Regions from separate parts of the Homo sapiens genome. Here region 2 is linked to region 1. A link is an interaction called in ENCODE POLR2A ChIA-PET data of the cell type or tissue named here. Cell type or tissue: A673. All regions are shown on one strand.

Evidence for each region. ChIA-PET counts read pairs that join two places held together with the same protein. Peaks named below come from ENCODE experiments on the same cell type or tissue, not always from the same donor. Only the 100,000 strongest peaks of a DNase experiment are listed, where the experiment ranks them.
Region 2: POLR2A ChIA-PET joins it to region 1 with 6 read pairs; 7 of 35 experiments call an interaction of 5 or more read pairs at or near these places.

What each region holds. Positions count from the first base shown.
Region 1 is chr11:111,609,916-111,617,915 of GRCh38, forward strand. It overlaps SIK2 (salt inducible kinase 2), which reads left to right. Exons shown (of 15, transcript NM_015191.3): 2 at 6,328-6,444. Among named protein-coding and RNA genes, the nearest start is that of SIK2, 11 kb to the left of the region's middle. In A673, no CTCF peak of the experiment used is centred here; no DNase peak of the experiment used is centred here; H3K27ac peaks cover 1,092 bases.
Region 2 is chr11:111,811,207-111,819,206 of GRCh38, forward strand. All of the region lies in intron 13 of ALG9 (ALG9 alpha-1,2-mannosyltransferase), which reads right to left. Among named protein-coding and RNA genes, the nearest start is that of PPP2R1B, 49 kb to the left of the region's middle. RefSeq lists an enhancer at 3,461-4,660. In A673, no CTCF peak of the experiment used is centred here; a DNase peak (open chromatin) is centred at 3,565; H3K27ac peaks cover 3,889 bases.

The DNA.
Region 1 (8,000 bases):
ATGTTACTTGGTACTTCAGAAGGACAGTGTAGAATTAGTATATTAGTAATAGGACTGGAGTAAATATTATCTAAGACAAGAAACACATGTTAATCCCTTGTAATTTGTTATTAGAAGAATAGCTCTTATTTGTAACTTCTTTATAAAATCTCCAAAAGCTACTTTTTTTGGCTTTAATCTGTGGATTTATAGAACCCAAAAGCAACTTTTGTATATGTGGTTTCTTTAAATGAGATTAGTATTTCTTTTATGAGAAGTTAATTTGTTTTTCTAAAATCAAAGAGACAGGATAGGCCAGGCATGGTAGCTCACGCCTGTAATCCCAGCACTTTGGGGGGCCGAGGCGGGTGGATTGCTTGAGGTGACGAGTTTGAGACCAGCCTGGCCAACATGGTGAAACCCCATCTCTACTAAAAATACAGAAATTAGCCTGGCGTGGTGGTGCATGCCTGTAATCCCAGCTACTTGGGAGGCTGAGGCAGGAGAATCACTTTGAACCCTGGAGGCAGAGGTTGCACTGAGCTGAGATCGCACCACTGCACTCCAGCAGTGACAGAGCAAGACTCTGTCTAAAAAAAAAAAAAAAAAGATAACAAACAGTTTGAAAAATGAAAAAATTCCATTTATTCATCAGTTTAACACTTTTTACATTTCTGCTCTTACATTTAATTCTTTGTCCTCCTGTATAAAATTTGTATTTTACATAGTTGTTACTTTCATAGTGTTTTTTAAAATTTCACATTGTTAGAAACATTTCTGTATATATGGTCTTCTTAATATTTAAATCATAAAATAATATAGCCATTTTCTAAAGAATTTTGAAAATGAGAAAATGAAAACTAATATATCTCAGAGAATTAGTATATGATAAATAACTGTCATTGTTCTGGGTTTTTTCTTATTAGAAAAATAATACATGTTCACTGAAGAAAAATTGCACAGAAAAGTACAAAGCAGTTTTTTGTCATCTTTTTCTACTCATACCTTATGCTGAGACTGCACTGATATCTCAGTTTTCTAATACTCTATTGATTATATGTACACATAAGGCTGGGTGAGGTGGCTCACACCAGTAATCCCATACTTTTTGGAGGCCAAGGCAAGAGGATTACTTGAGCCTAGGAGTTTGAGACCAGCCTGGGCAACATGGTGAAACCCACTCTCGACCAAATGTGTGTGTGTGTGTGTGTGTGTGTGTGTGTGCACACCTGTAGTCCCAGCTTCTTGGGAGGCTGAGGTGGGAGGATCATTTGAGCCTGGGAGGCAGAGGTTGCAGTGAGCTGAGATCGCGCCAGTGCACTCCAGCCCAGGCAACAGAGTGAGACCCTGTCTCAAAAAAAAAAAAAACTACACATAAATCTTTGTCCTCATTTCAGATTATTTCCTTCAAATAACTTCTCAGAAGAGTCCTTAAGCTACATGGAATGGATGATTTTTAAGGTTCATAATAAAGACTACTAAATTGCTTCCCAGAAAAATTATAATCTATTTTATATTCCTACTAACTATCTGAAACAAACATCTCACTGAACTTTAGCTGACCAGGTTATTTATTTTTTAATCTTTATAAATATAATAAGTGAAAATGGTATTTTGTTTTTAATTCATATTTCCCTGAGTATTTTGAAGTTGAATATTCAATGTTGCTACTTTATGTGGGATTTAGTTTGATAGTAATCATTCTAGTTTGTCCTAATGTTCTTCAGTTTATACAGGAAACCTTTATTCAGTCCTTTAGTAGAAGGAGTATTCATTTTTCTGTCATATAAATTTATTGAAAGTTTTTTTAAGATAATGTATATATAATGATTAGAGAGTTGAATAGATGAACACCACCAAAAAAGGGGATCTTTCCATTCGTGGAGTTCCTTTCTTGACCTACTTTCTTGTTACCATGCAGATTTTGTCTCTTATACTATGTTGAGAACTAAATAAGAGAAGGGATATAGAGAGGAAGTTCCCAGAAATCTAAGTTCATTCTAATCCTTAAAAGGAACTATTGGAACACAACCCTTTTGCAAATTAAGGACTTTCAGTGCACCTTTGGGGAAATCCCCAAATACTTTTTTTTTTGTTGGTAAAATGTGTTCATCTTCTTCTTACATACCTATTAAATTGTTGAGGGTAGGAATCAAATCTCATTCATTTTTATATCCCAGGCATAATTCCTGGCACACAACAGATGCTGTGTAATGTATTACTACAAGACCCTTTGAAATAGTGAAAAGATTAAAGTTGGAGTTAGAAGGCCTAGGGTTTTTCTTCCTTAATTCATTAGAGCTTTAAGACCTTTGTTGATTATGTGACATTATTTGAACCTCAGTTTCAACTCATGAGTGTACTGCTTGTTTCATTTACTTCACAGAATTGGGAAATAAATGAGATAAAATATGCTGAAGTATCTTTAAAAATGCTGTGCAGTTGTGAAAGTCATCACCATTGTTAGTATTATACATATTTCTGGGAAGTACTTGATAGAGAGCTCCATTGTTAAGAAATTACTTGGATGAGTTTGGCAGACTGCTAGCTGATCATTGAAAACTCTGCTGTTTCCTCTTCTTTCTGGGCCTACAGCTGGACTGTTTCTATGCCACCCTTGCATTTAGGTGTGGTCATATGCGGAGTTCTAACTAATGGAATGAACAGAAGTAATAGGCACCACTTCCAGCCCTGGCCCATAAAATCACCCATGAAGATCCCTCAGAGTTCTTTTTTCCTTCTGTCTAGCTGGAATGGAGACCGCCTTCAGGTTAACCTTGGAAGCCACACATTAAAGATATTAAAGCCTCTTTGAATTTCAAAAGTCTGCATTCATCTAGTTCTGCTACGTGAGCAAGAAATAAACTTCTGTTGAGTTTGAATCATAAGTTTTGGGGTGTATTTGGTAAAGCAGTTAGAGTTCCCATGTTACAAGGAACATGTTAACTCATGCTCTGCTTTTTCTTTAGAGAAGCATAATCCTCTCCTGTAATAGCCTTAGAAACAAGGGATAGCAATGGGATATATATATATATATATATATATATATATATTTATGATCATAGGATCATAGATGGATAAAGTCTGTGACCCAAGATAAAATTGAAGGGAGAATTATATCATTTGAGTTATTTTGTTAAGAAATGTTAAATGAGATTTATAATTTTTATTAAAATTTAATTAGATAACATTTTAAACTTTTTAATATATGTCATATATTTTTCACTTTTTCATTGTTGAGGCCAACATTCCAAAAGGGTATAAAAAAGGAGCTTTCTCTGGGTAATACCTTGCTTTAATTGATATTTAATATCTAAACTCTTTCATCCCATTAAATATGACACTCAAGATATTTACATTATAAAATTGTCTCATGATAGGAATCATGCTGGGTTTTTAAAAACCATAATCCCTTCTTTCCATCTTCTTCTATTAGATGGTTGTGACCCATCTCATTATAAAAGCTTTTTCCTGGGGGCAGGGGGTGCTGATATATAGACTCACTCCTGAAATTGTAGGGTAAGACATTTTCTTCAAAATATGCATGTCCGTGAAACTTGATGTGATCTTCCTAAGGAATATTGAGGATATTCAATTATACACTTATCCTTTTATCTGGCAGCTGTTACCCAAAGTTACCCAAAATAATGGATAATAATGGATTGTATCATACTCTTCATTGAGGGGGGTTTCTTTAAATGTATTTAGGTTTGAGGTGGTCCAATAATATTTCTAATAGCGAGTATATAATATTAATCGTTCTACTTGCCTAGCAGTCAAAGTTTTACTTTCTAGAATATTTTCATTACGGTAATAATTAAAACACCACCAAACATAATGAAAAGAGCTATCACAGAACCTATGTACTTTACTCCCTAGAAAAGAAGCTTTTATTCTTAGGCGATAAATTTAATTTTATACATTATGTTTAGTAATCGGATTTCCCCTGGGAAGCTTGCAGAGTTCTACAATTAATTCAAATCAGGAAACAACCTGTGGACAGCAAGTTAGAAATAGAGAAAGGTGAGAAGTAAAACTTACAGTAGAGCTTTAGGACATAACAGCAAAGGATAGAGCAGCCATAAAGAAAGAAGAAAAACATTACATTTGACCCTTGAACAAGGCAGAGGTTAGGGGAACTGACCCCCCTCGGGGGTCAGTTGAAAGTATAACTTTTTGACTCTCCCCCCATTTTTTTTTTTTTTTTGACAGAGTCTCGCTCTGTCGCCCAGACTGGAGCGCAGTGGCACGATCTTGGCTCATTGCAACCTCTGCCTCCCAGGTTCAAGCGATTCTCCTGCCTCAGTCTCCCAGGTCAACCTGGGATTACAGGCACCCACCACCATGCCTAGCTAATTTTTATGTTTTTAGTAGAGACAGCGTTTCACCATGTTGGCCAGGCTGGTCTGAAACTCCTGACCTCAAATGATCAGCCTGCCTCGGCCTTCCAAAGTGTTGGGATTACAGGCATGAGCCACAGCGCCCAGCCTGACTCCCCCAAAATTTAACTAATAGCCTACTGTTCACTGGAAGCCTTACCAATAACAGAAACAGTCCATTAACACATATTTTGTATGTTACATGCATTATATACTTTATTCTTATAATAAAGTAAACTAGGGAAAAGAAAATGTTAAGAAAATAACAAGGAAAATACATTTATTACTCATTAAGTGAAGTGGATCATAAAGGTCTCCATCCTCATTATCTTCACATTGAGTGGGCTGAGGAGGAGGAGAAAGAAGAGAAGTTGGTCTTGCTGTCTTAGTGGTGGAAGAAAATTTGTGTATCAGTGAACCCACACAGTTAAATCCCATGTTGTTCAGGGTTAACTGTAATTGTATGAACAGGAGACTGTGGGAATTATGTGAAATGGCAAGCTGAGTCCTATTTTATTGGATAGCTTTTGGAAGCATTGAGCTGTCATAGCATGTGCAATTGCTGATATTAAAAGTTATCCTCGGCTGGGCACAGTGGCTCACGCCTGAAATCCCAGCACTTTGGGAGGTCGAGGTGGGCGGATCACCTGAAGTGAGGAGTTCAAGACCAGCCTGGCCAACGTGGTGAAACCCCATCTCTACCAAAAATACAAAAATTAGCCAGACGTGGTGGCACACACCTGTAATCCCAGCTACTTGGGAAGCTGAGGCAGGAGAATCACTTGAACCCAGGAGGCGGAGGTTGCAGTGAGCCAAGATCGTGCCACTGCACTGTAGCCTAGGCCACAGAGGGAGACTCTGTATCAAATAAATAAATAAATAAAAGTTTTCCTGAGGCCAGGCATGGTGGCTCACACCTGTAATCCCAGCACTTTGGGAGGCTGAAAAGGGAGGATTGCTTGAGGCCAGGAATTCAAGGCCAGCCTGGTCAACATAATGAGACCCCATCTGCATTAAAAAAAAAAAAAAAAGAAGAAAAGTTACCCTGAAACAATAACATAAGGCTAAATTATGTTTAGAATACCCTTTGATATAACTTGAAGTACATTTTAGAGTTTTTTCAAAACTGATAATTAAATTGGGGTGATTCCCAATTATCTGAAAAATTTATTTAAATCAGAATGCTTTATTTTCCAACCAAATATCTACTAATTTTAATAAATTAGTTCTTTTTAATTGCATGAAAAAAATGTGTGTAATCATTGATTTCTGCCTACCTAGTCATTCACCTTCATATGTAATCCCTTCAAATTATTAACCTTGGAATTGTTTGGGCTCCTCTCTAGTTATAACAGAATGAAGTCACAGTTTCTGAAATAAAATTCCTTTTACAAAGTTAAATTTTAGTGCAGTTACTAACATTTTAGTTTTTGCACTTCAATTTTTAAAAGAAAGTCCAATTGTATTTTCTCATGTAATGAGTTTTAATATTTTATATTCAGCTTTTTGTCTGTATTCTTTGAAACTTATCACTTGCTTTTCTAGGAAAATAGTATTTCAGTGCAACAGAAGCTATCTTCCGAACTGTCTTCTACTTTGCTGATCATTTGTTTATAGGTACTTCACAGCAGGATAACTAGTTGATATAGCTACTAATTTAATCAAATAAAGATTTTATTTTTTCAGTTTGTACAGGAGAAAAAAGACATTACCATTGTACTGAAAGAGAAACATGTTTTCAAATTATTCTTCATAGCACACTAAAGACACTGCCAAACAACATCTACTGCCTTACACATGGTATTAGTTTAAGAAATATTTGTTGAATGAATGAACATTGAATTTAAACTGCTATCATCAGTGTCAGGAACCTACAGGTGAAGTCTCATGTCATTTATTGACAGGATTCTTAACTAGAAAATGTTAACTATTGTATACTAATTGTATTTATTTGTGTTCTGGGATGCAGGTGGCAATAAAAATAATCGATAAGTCTCAGCTGGATGCAGTGAACCTTGAGAAAATCTACCGAGAAGTACAAATAATGAAAATGTTAGACCACCCTCACATAATCAAACTTTATCAGGTATGACTCAGCCTAACACTATCTCCATTCATTCCACAAGATAGTTCTCTATTTCGTATCATGATTTTTCTTCTTATATTTGTTTTTCTAATCAATGAAAGAAAATAAATGTATGCTATTTGTTACTAAGTACACCATTTTTCTATATTGTCTTTAAACTTAAAAATCAGAAATCTTAAGTCATCTCTCAGACTGCAAGTTGTTTTAAAAGTTTGCAGTGTGGGCTCACACTTGTAATCCCAACAGTTTGGGAGGCTGAGCAGGGAAGATTACTTGAGTCCAGCCTGGGCAACATGGTGAAACCCCATCTCTACCAAAAAATATATATATACAAATATTAGCCTGGTGTGGTGGTGCACATCTGTAGTCCCAGCTACTTGGGAGGTTGAGGCAGGAGGATTGCTTGAGGTTGCAGTGAGCTATATCATACCACTACACTTTAGCCTGGGTGACAAAGTGAGACACTGTCTCTTAAAAAAAAAAAGAAGTTTACAATGTATGATACGCTGCTTTTTAACTGCAGAGTTTTGGTGCTACTGCCTAATAAGGATGTGGCAGTTTTGCTCATTTAAAAAGGATACTGTATGTTTTATGAAAATACAACCACTAAACTAGTATATTATTCAGTGACATACTTTGTCATACATAGGACTGTATTTATTTAATTATTTGGCTTATTTTAGTAGATAAAATAAATTTGCTTTTTTTAAAAAATCAACTTTGTTATAATAATTTTTGTAAAATAAATTGAACTCATTTTAAGTGTAAGCCATGGGGTTTTTTGTCATTGTTTTTCATTGTTTTTTATAGCTTTAGGGGGTACAGGTGCAATTTTGTTACCTGGCTATATTGCATAGTGGTGAAGTCTGGGCTTTTAGTGCACCCACCAACCAGCCATGGTTTTTAAAAGGAGTGTTTTTCTCAAATTTTTAACGAGTAATTCATGTTTAAGAAGGATAATATAGTACAAAATATTGAAAACAATTATTTCTTAACATGTAGAATTTTTCTGTTGAAAAGCTCTTTTTAAACTGAAATGTTCCATTATCCTGGCCCATGACTTTGATCTCCAGAGTGTGATGTGTATGCCCATGGTATGCTGGACTCCGCCTGTACCGGCTCGTTGAGAGCTGGTTGTTAAACTTTCAGAAGCTTTGCAAGCCAATTAACATGATGTTAGTAGCTCAAAATCTGCATTGGTAGGAAGATTTACATCACAGAAACTGGCTTACAAATCAGGACCTTTTTATTTTTTGTCAGAAAGCTGGTTTACTGGCACACCAGTATGTGCATTCAAATAGATTAGCACAAATGTGCTTGGGAGTATAAGAAGAAAATATCAGAACCTCTAGTTATGTTTATTTTTTATATTTGTTTTGTTGTGTATATTTTATAATGTACATAATATTTATACAATGGCACATGTATGCAATGTGTGTTTATATATACGTCACCATATGTGCCATGTGTGTTTGTGTATGTGTGTGTGTGTATATATATATACACACACACACACACACATATATTTGGCAACTTTATTTTTAATGGATTCCCAT
Region 2 (8,000 bases), 200 kb after region 1:
GAATAAATATAATAAAAGATGAAAGTGCTCCATAAAAAAGTATAGAATCTTATTGGCTGGGCACGGTGGCTCACGCCTGTAATCCCAGCACTTTGGGAGGCCCAGGTGGACAGATCACCTGAGGTCAGGAGTTCAAGATCAGCCTGGCCAACATGGGGAAACCCCATCTCTACTAAAAATACAGAAATTAGCTGGGTGTGGTGGTACAGGCCTGTAATCCCAGCTACTTGGGAGGCTGAGGCAGGAGAATTGTTTGAACCTGGGAGGTGGAGGTTGCAGTGAGCCAAGATTACACCACTGCACTCCAGCCTGGGCAACAGAGTAAGACTCTGTCTCAAAAAAAAAAAAAAAAAAAGGATAGAATTTTATTGACAAATGCCCATCAACAGATAGATTCATGTGGTATATCCATACCATTAAAATGTGGTATATCCATACAATAGAACAGTACTCAGCCATAACAAGGAATGAAGGTCTGATACAGCCTATGCCACAGATAAACCTTAAAAATATTGCTGTGACTGAAAAAGGCCAGGCACCAAAGGCCACATATATACGATTCCATTTATATGAAATGTTCGTAATAGGCAAATCCTCCAAGACAGAAAACAGAGGTTACTATGAACTGGGGAGTGGCTGCTTAATGGATATTTAATGGGTATGGGTTTTTTTGGGGGGGAGGCATAATAAAAATCTTCTAAACTTGGATACTGGTGAGAGTTGTACATTATAAATGTACTAAAAGCCATTGAATTGTATGCTTTAAAATGATTAAAATTGTAAATTTTGTGTTGTGCATATTTTATAATTAAAAAACATTAAAATGGTGAATTTTATTTCAAATAATTTTTTTGATACACAATAAAGTAGACCTTATTAATGTAGTGATATATTTTATTCCTAGACAAAAACCTTACTATTATAAATATGTCAATTCTAAACAAATTGATTGATAAATTAAATATAATGTCAATCAAAATCCTAACAGACTTTTTTGAAACTCAACAAGCGGATTCTAAAATGTGTATGGAAAGGCAGAAAGACAAGAATAGCCAAGGCATTCTTAAAAAAGAAGAACAGGCTGGGCATGGTGGCTCACACCTGTAATCCTAGTACCTTGGGAGGCCAAAGTGGGAAGATAGCTTGAGGCCAAGAATTTGAGATAAGCCTAGGCAAGACAGTGAGACTCTGTTTCCACAAAAATTTAAAAATTAGCCGGGCATGGTGGTATGTACCAATAGTCCTAGCTACTCAGGAGATTGAGGCAGGAAAATTGCTTGAGCCCAGGAGGTCAAGACAGCAGTAAGCTATGATCATGCCACTGCATTCCAGCCTGGGTGACACAGCAAGACCTCATCACTAAAAAGAAAAACAACAACAACAAGGTGGGGGCTTAGTTACTGTAAAGCTATAGAAATTAATACAGTAGGCCATGTACAGTGGCTTACGCCTGTAATCCTAGCACTTTGGGAGGCCGAGGCAGGTGGATCGCCTGAGGTCAGGAGTTTGAGACCAGCCTGGCCAACATGGTGAAACCCCGTATCTACTAAAAATATAAAAATTAGCCAGGCATGGTGGTGGGCATCTGTAGTCCCAGCTACTCAGGAGGCTGAGGCAGGAAAATTCTTTGAACCCCGGAGGCAGTGGCTGCAGTGAGCCAAGATTGCACCACTGCACTCCAGCCTGGTGACAGAGCAAGACTCTGTCTCAAAAAAAAAAAAAAAAAAGAAATTAATACAGTGAGGAATAGATCAACAGACCAATGAAATAGAACAAAGAGCCTAGATCAGATGCAGGTACATGCAGACCCTTATTTACGACAGAAGCGACACCTCAAAGAAGCGACTGTCTTTTCACCAGCTGGTGTAGACAACTGGATATCCCTTAGGGGAAAAATGAAATTGAACTTTAACCTCACTCCACATGCAAAAATCAACTTTAGATGAATAGGCCTAAAAATGAAAAGATAAAGCTCTCGGAATATAATATAAAAGAATATCTTCAAGATCTTGGGTAAAAGAGTTTGTGGATAAAGCATTAATTATAAAAAAGAATGACGATACATTTGACTATATTAAAGTTTAGAATACCTTTTCACCAAAAGACACATTAAGGCCAGGAGCAGTGGCTCACGCCTGTAATCCCAGCACTTTTGGAGGCTGAGGTGGGAGGATCACTTGAGGCCAGGAGTTCAAGATCAGCCTGAGCAAAATAGTGAGATCCCATCTCTACAAAAAATAAAAAAATTAGCTGGGCATGGTGGTGCACACCTGTGGTCCTAACTACTTGGGAGGCTGGGGCAGGAAGACTGCTTGAGCCCAGGAGGTAGAGGTTGCAGTGAGTCAAAAAACATTAAGAATTAAAAAAACACAGAATGAGAGAAGATATATGTAATACATTTAACCATCAAGGATTCATATCTAGAATATATATAACTTCTGCTAATCAACAAGACAAAGACAAACCACCCAAAAGAAAAACGGGCAAGTGACTTAGGTACTTTATAAGAATAAACTGAAATGGCCACAACAAGTGAAAATGCGTTCAACCTCATTAGTAACCAGCAAATGCAAATGAAAACCACAATAAAAAAAATTACAGTATCAAGTGTTGGCCAGAATGTGGAACAACAATTATATATTACTAACAGGAAATTAAGTTGGTAAGAGTTCTTTAGAAAACTATTTGGCAAAATCTACTAAAATTGAACATATGTATTTCCTATGATCTAACAATTCTACCCCTAATTATTAGATTGAACCACATGAAATTATTATTTGATGTTTGAGCCACAAAAATGGTAATTCATATGGTTCAACCTAATGTATATCCAACAGAAATGCCTGCACCAAAAGAAAAGTTCAAGAATGTTCAAAGTGGTGTTATCTGTAGTAACCCAGATTGGAAACAAAAACACCCGTCAACAGTAAAATAATCAATAAATTGTGGTAAAGTCATACAATGAAATATTAATAAGAGAGAACAAACCACAGGCAATAACATGTGTGATTATTATAAACAAAATGTTGAGTGAAAAGATCAAGACACAAAAGGATAAATGCAGTGTGATTCAGGCAAAATGAACCTAAGTCATTTAGGGACACATGTAAAAGTCATAAATCTAAAGAGAAAAGCAAGAAAATCATTACCACAGGAGTCAGGAGACTCCCTCAGAACAGGGGTGTGGGTAGGTGATCAAAAGGAATTCTGGGGGAGCTCCTGGGTGCTGGCAATGTTCTATTATTTGACCTGGGTTACACAGACACTTGCTCTATTATTATTACTACTAATTTACTGTACAAATACTTTACACACATTTAGGCTTATAGATTATACATTACTAGAAGGTTTTTTAGAAGTGCATACAAAAACAAGTTGGTCATCTCTGGCTTACCGTGAACTCTGTTCTTCCCCAACCTCCACCTTACAGAAATGTTCTCATTCTCTCCCAGCATTATTTATATGTAAAAAAGACTTCAGTCTCACATCTGTCTCTACATATGGCCTATTCCTCCAGGGGAGAGAAAGCACACTGAGAATTGACGTCAGACCCAATTCCATTCCACATAACTCTCTAAAAATGATCCTTTGCATAAACACTTCAGGAAGTAGCCTTTTTGGTCTGAACACCCACTCTGTATCTCCCAAGGATTATAAGAACATGAAACAAGTTTTTAAAAGCTTTACAAGTGCCATGCCTCTGTAAGCAAACAGAACCAACAAGAGACAGAGACACTGAGGGTCTTATGCTTAGATTTCTTTTGGTTAGGGAGCCCTCAGTATGACATTTTAATACTTGACCTCAACGTGGCTTTTTCTGGCCAGGCACACTACAGGTCTGGTTATCTAGATTTGGTGTCGGGTACAAGGCCTACCAGGGATGTGGGTGGTAACTAATTAATATGCAACTGTATCAGTCAGATTAGGCTTCATTTATCATATCATCCCTAAGCAAATTCCATTTAAAGTAAAGGTCTTAGAAAGATATCAAGGCCCAATCTGAGCAACATAGTGACAGCTCGTCTCTACAAAAAAATTTTTTTTAAAAATTGGCTCAGTGTGGTGGCTCGCACTTGTAGTCCTAGCTACTTGGGAGTCTGAGGCGGGAGGATCGCTTGAGCCCAAGAGTTCGAGGCTACAGTGAGCTGATTGTGCCGCTGCACTCCAGCCCAGGAAACAGAGCAAGACCCTGTCTCTAAAACTAAAAAAAAGAAAGACACCGAAGCAAAATCATATTAATCAAGAGGATAATCCATTAGAAAAACTTTTAACCTCTTTTTCACCATCTCTGGGAAGCAGCTGATGAACAACTCAAACACACAAGGACAAAGGCCTCCAGCAGAAAATGATTAGGTATGATCAAGGGCAGGTTCTTCATTCAAGAACAACTAAGGTTATTAGAAAAGGAGTTCAAAGTCAGCCGGCCTAGATTCAGGCCTGGGTTCTACCACAGACTGGCTGAGTGACTCACAATCTTTTTTCTTATACCTCATTTTCTTCTTCTGATAATAAAGATAACATCACTTACCTCAAAGAGTTATAATGAGGATTAAATGAGATGATTCATTTAAATAAAACTGGTAAACTGTAAAGGACTATAAAAATAGCTGGAATATCAGAAGGAATCCTTGACCAGCTCTATGAAATGTGAGTATTTAGCTGGTAGAAACAATCCCTGGAATATTAGAGCCCATTAAAATAAATTATCCTTGTTTCAACCTAGGTTAGTGTCTATTATCAATTCAAGTTAAACCCAACATACAGGACAGAAGGATTACAATGTTAACCATTCACAGTCCCCAGTAAGCAATGAACTAGCAGTATCCACCAAATGATATCAAAATAAATCTTCTTGGTTTTAGGTTACATCTTCTTGCCTCTTCACAATTTAGTAGTTTTGATTAGTTGTTGGGCACTATGATTTTACACTTTTGAGTATTGAATTTGTTGAATGTATTTGAAGGGTGATACAATTTGTCCTGACAGGCAATAAAATTGCAGATCAAAAAGCAAAAAAGGAATCTTCTAGGCATCCTCAAAGCATTTATTAAGTATCTATTTGGTGAATCCTAGAGTATATAAAATTACATATAAGTCATAACATGTCCTTGTTCTTTTCTTTTGCTCACTGCAGCCTCAACCTCCTGGGTTCAAGTGATCTTCCCAAGTAGTTGGCACTACGGGCATGCGCCACCAGGCCTAGTTAATTTATTTTTATTTTTTGTAGAGACGGGGGTCTTGCTATGCTGCCTAGGCTGGTCTTGAACTTACGGCCTCAAGCAATCTTCCTACCTCAGCTTCCCAAAGTGCTAGGATAACAGGCATGAGCCACCATGTCCAGCTGGCCATTCTTTCTTTCTTTCTTTTGGAGACAGGGTCTCAATCTGTTGCCCAAGCTGGAGTGCAATGATGTGATCATAACTCACTGCAGCCTCAACCTCTCAAGCTCAAGTGATCTTCCCAGCTCAGCTTCCCAAGTAGCTGGGACCACAGGCATGTGCCACCATGCCTGGCTAATTTTTAAATTTTTTAAAATAGAGACAAGGTTTCACTAACTTTTCGAGGTCAGTCTTGAATTCCTGGTCTCCAGTGATTCCTCCCGCCTTGGCCTCCAAAAGTTCTGGGTTACAGGCATGAGCAACCACACCCAGCCCCAAGTCATTCTTAAACTTATAATTTAGGTAAGGAAATGACATTAGCATATATGAAATGCAGAAAGTGTTATTAAAAATTCAGAGTTCAGAGAGGATGAGATCACTGGAGGCTACAGTAGTTGAAAAGACTTCCTAAAGTTGGTAATAAAAGTTAAAGAGAAAACAGAGGGAAAAAGACATAAAGGAGCATGGTTGACAGGGGGAAGAGGAAGAATATCTACCTGTCCCAAAAGGTGTTTGTTGAGAAACAAAACGAGAGTGAGACAGTCTGAGGACTGATAATGGAGGATCCAAAGGAAGAGAATCTGGATTTTATGCATCAGGAATCTATTCTAGGTTTTTCAGCCAAGGAGTAAGATGATAAAAAACAGGGTCTTAGAAAGAGAGGCCTATACTAGCTATGCTGCGGAGGATGAGGCAAGAAAGTGTTGGAGGAAAAAGCTGAAGTAAGCACTCTAGTTACTACTGTAATATTCAGTTGTGAAGTGATAATGCCTTCTGATATTTCTTTCTTTCTAGACAGGGACTCACTCAGTCACCCGGGCTGGAGTGTAGTAGTGCAAATCACAACTCACTGCAGTCTGTGAGCCAAGATCACGCCACTGCACTCCAGGCTGGGAGACAGAGCGAGACTCTGACTCAAAAAAAAATAAAAAACAAAACTCACTGCAGTCTCGACCTCCCCAGGCTCAAGTGATCCTACTACCTCAGCCTCCTAAGTAGCTGGGACAACAGGTGCACACCACCACGCCTGGCTAATTTTTTTTGTATTTTGTAGAGTCAGGGTTTCACCATGTTGCCCAGGCTGGTCTCGAACTCCTGGGCTTAAGTGATCCACCTGCCTCTACATCACCTTCTGATATTTCTATGGCAGTGGGAATGAAGAAAGAAGAAAGGACAAATCTCACTTGTATTTCTTTTTTTTTTTTTTTTTTGAGACAGATTTTGCTCTGTCGCCCAGGCTGGAGTGCAGTGGTGCGGTCTCGGCTCACTGCAACCTCCACCTCGCAGGTTCAAGCGATTCTCCCCTGCCTCAGCCTCCTGAGTAGCTGGGATTACAGGGGCCCGCCACCACGGCTGGCTAATTTTTATATTTTTAATAGAGACGGGATTTCACCATGTTGATCAGGCTGGTCTCAAACTCCTGACCTCAGGTGATCCGCCCACTTCGGCCTCCCAAAGTGCTGGGATTTCAGGCGTGAGCCACCACACCTGGCCCTCACTTCTATTTCAAATGAAACCAGTGACACCAAGATTTCTAATTCAGTGAACTAAGGCTGCAGTAAAGAATAGGTTTGGGTGACATTGAGGAAAGATGATAACTTGTGTCTTACACCTAATGAGGTGGGAAGAAGCATGGGGTACTCAAGTACAGTCATGCGTCACTTAACGAGGGAGACAGGTTTTGAGAAATGTGTCTTAGATGATTTCATCATTATGTGAACATCATAGAGTGTATTTACACAGAGCTAGACAGTATAGCCTATGACACACCTAGGCTGTATGGTGTAGCCATAATAATCTTGTGGGACCACCATCAAACATGCAGTCTGCCCTAGATCAAAGTGTCACTGAGCAGCACACAACTGTAACTGAAAGAAGACCAATATGACTAAAATACTGAGTTAGAGAACTGTTTTCTGTTCCTACTCGTGGAACATTCCCTGTTGTCCCCTCATAAATTCCTACTCATCCTTCAGATTTCAGCTAAAAATGATTTCCTTAAGAAAGACTTCACTGACCTCTTAAACTAGGACAGGGCCTAAATTACATGCTCTTATAGCAACCAGTACTTCTCAAAACATTTTACAATTATATTCTATTAATTAATTGGGAAATTCATTGTAAGCTCCATAAAATCTGGGGCTGTGTCTATCTCATTCATTCTTCTATGCCAAAAACCTAGCACAGTACAAAACATACAGTAGGTCCTAAGTAAATGTCTACTTAACAAATACATGAAGAATGCATGAAAAAAAGGGAGAGGAAGTGAAGGAGGGAAGAAAAGGTAAAAGAGCAGAAGAGAGACAAAAAACAAACAGAGAGGGCCAAAGACCACAGATAAAGCTGAGAAGATGCCCGTAGCACTGGGCAGAAGAAAGAAGTGGAAGCAGCCAAGGATGAAGGGAACCAGAAGACAGGACATAGAAGAATCAAAGAAGTACACAGTTTTGAAAATCTGGGTGAAGAGTAGATTTCAAATGCTACAGAAACACTATGGGGATCTGAAGACTGAGAAAAGGCAACAGGAGGAATGGGTTCAATGGTTGTATCAAATAATTTTATCACAGTTTAGAATGCCATGTGGGGACAAGGAAAGAACTAATAGTCCAACCTCCTATTCTC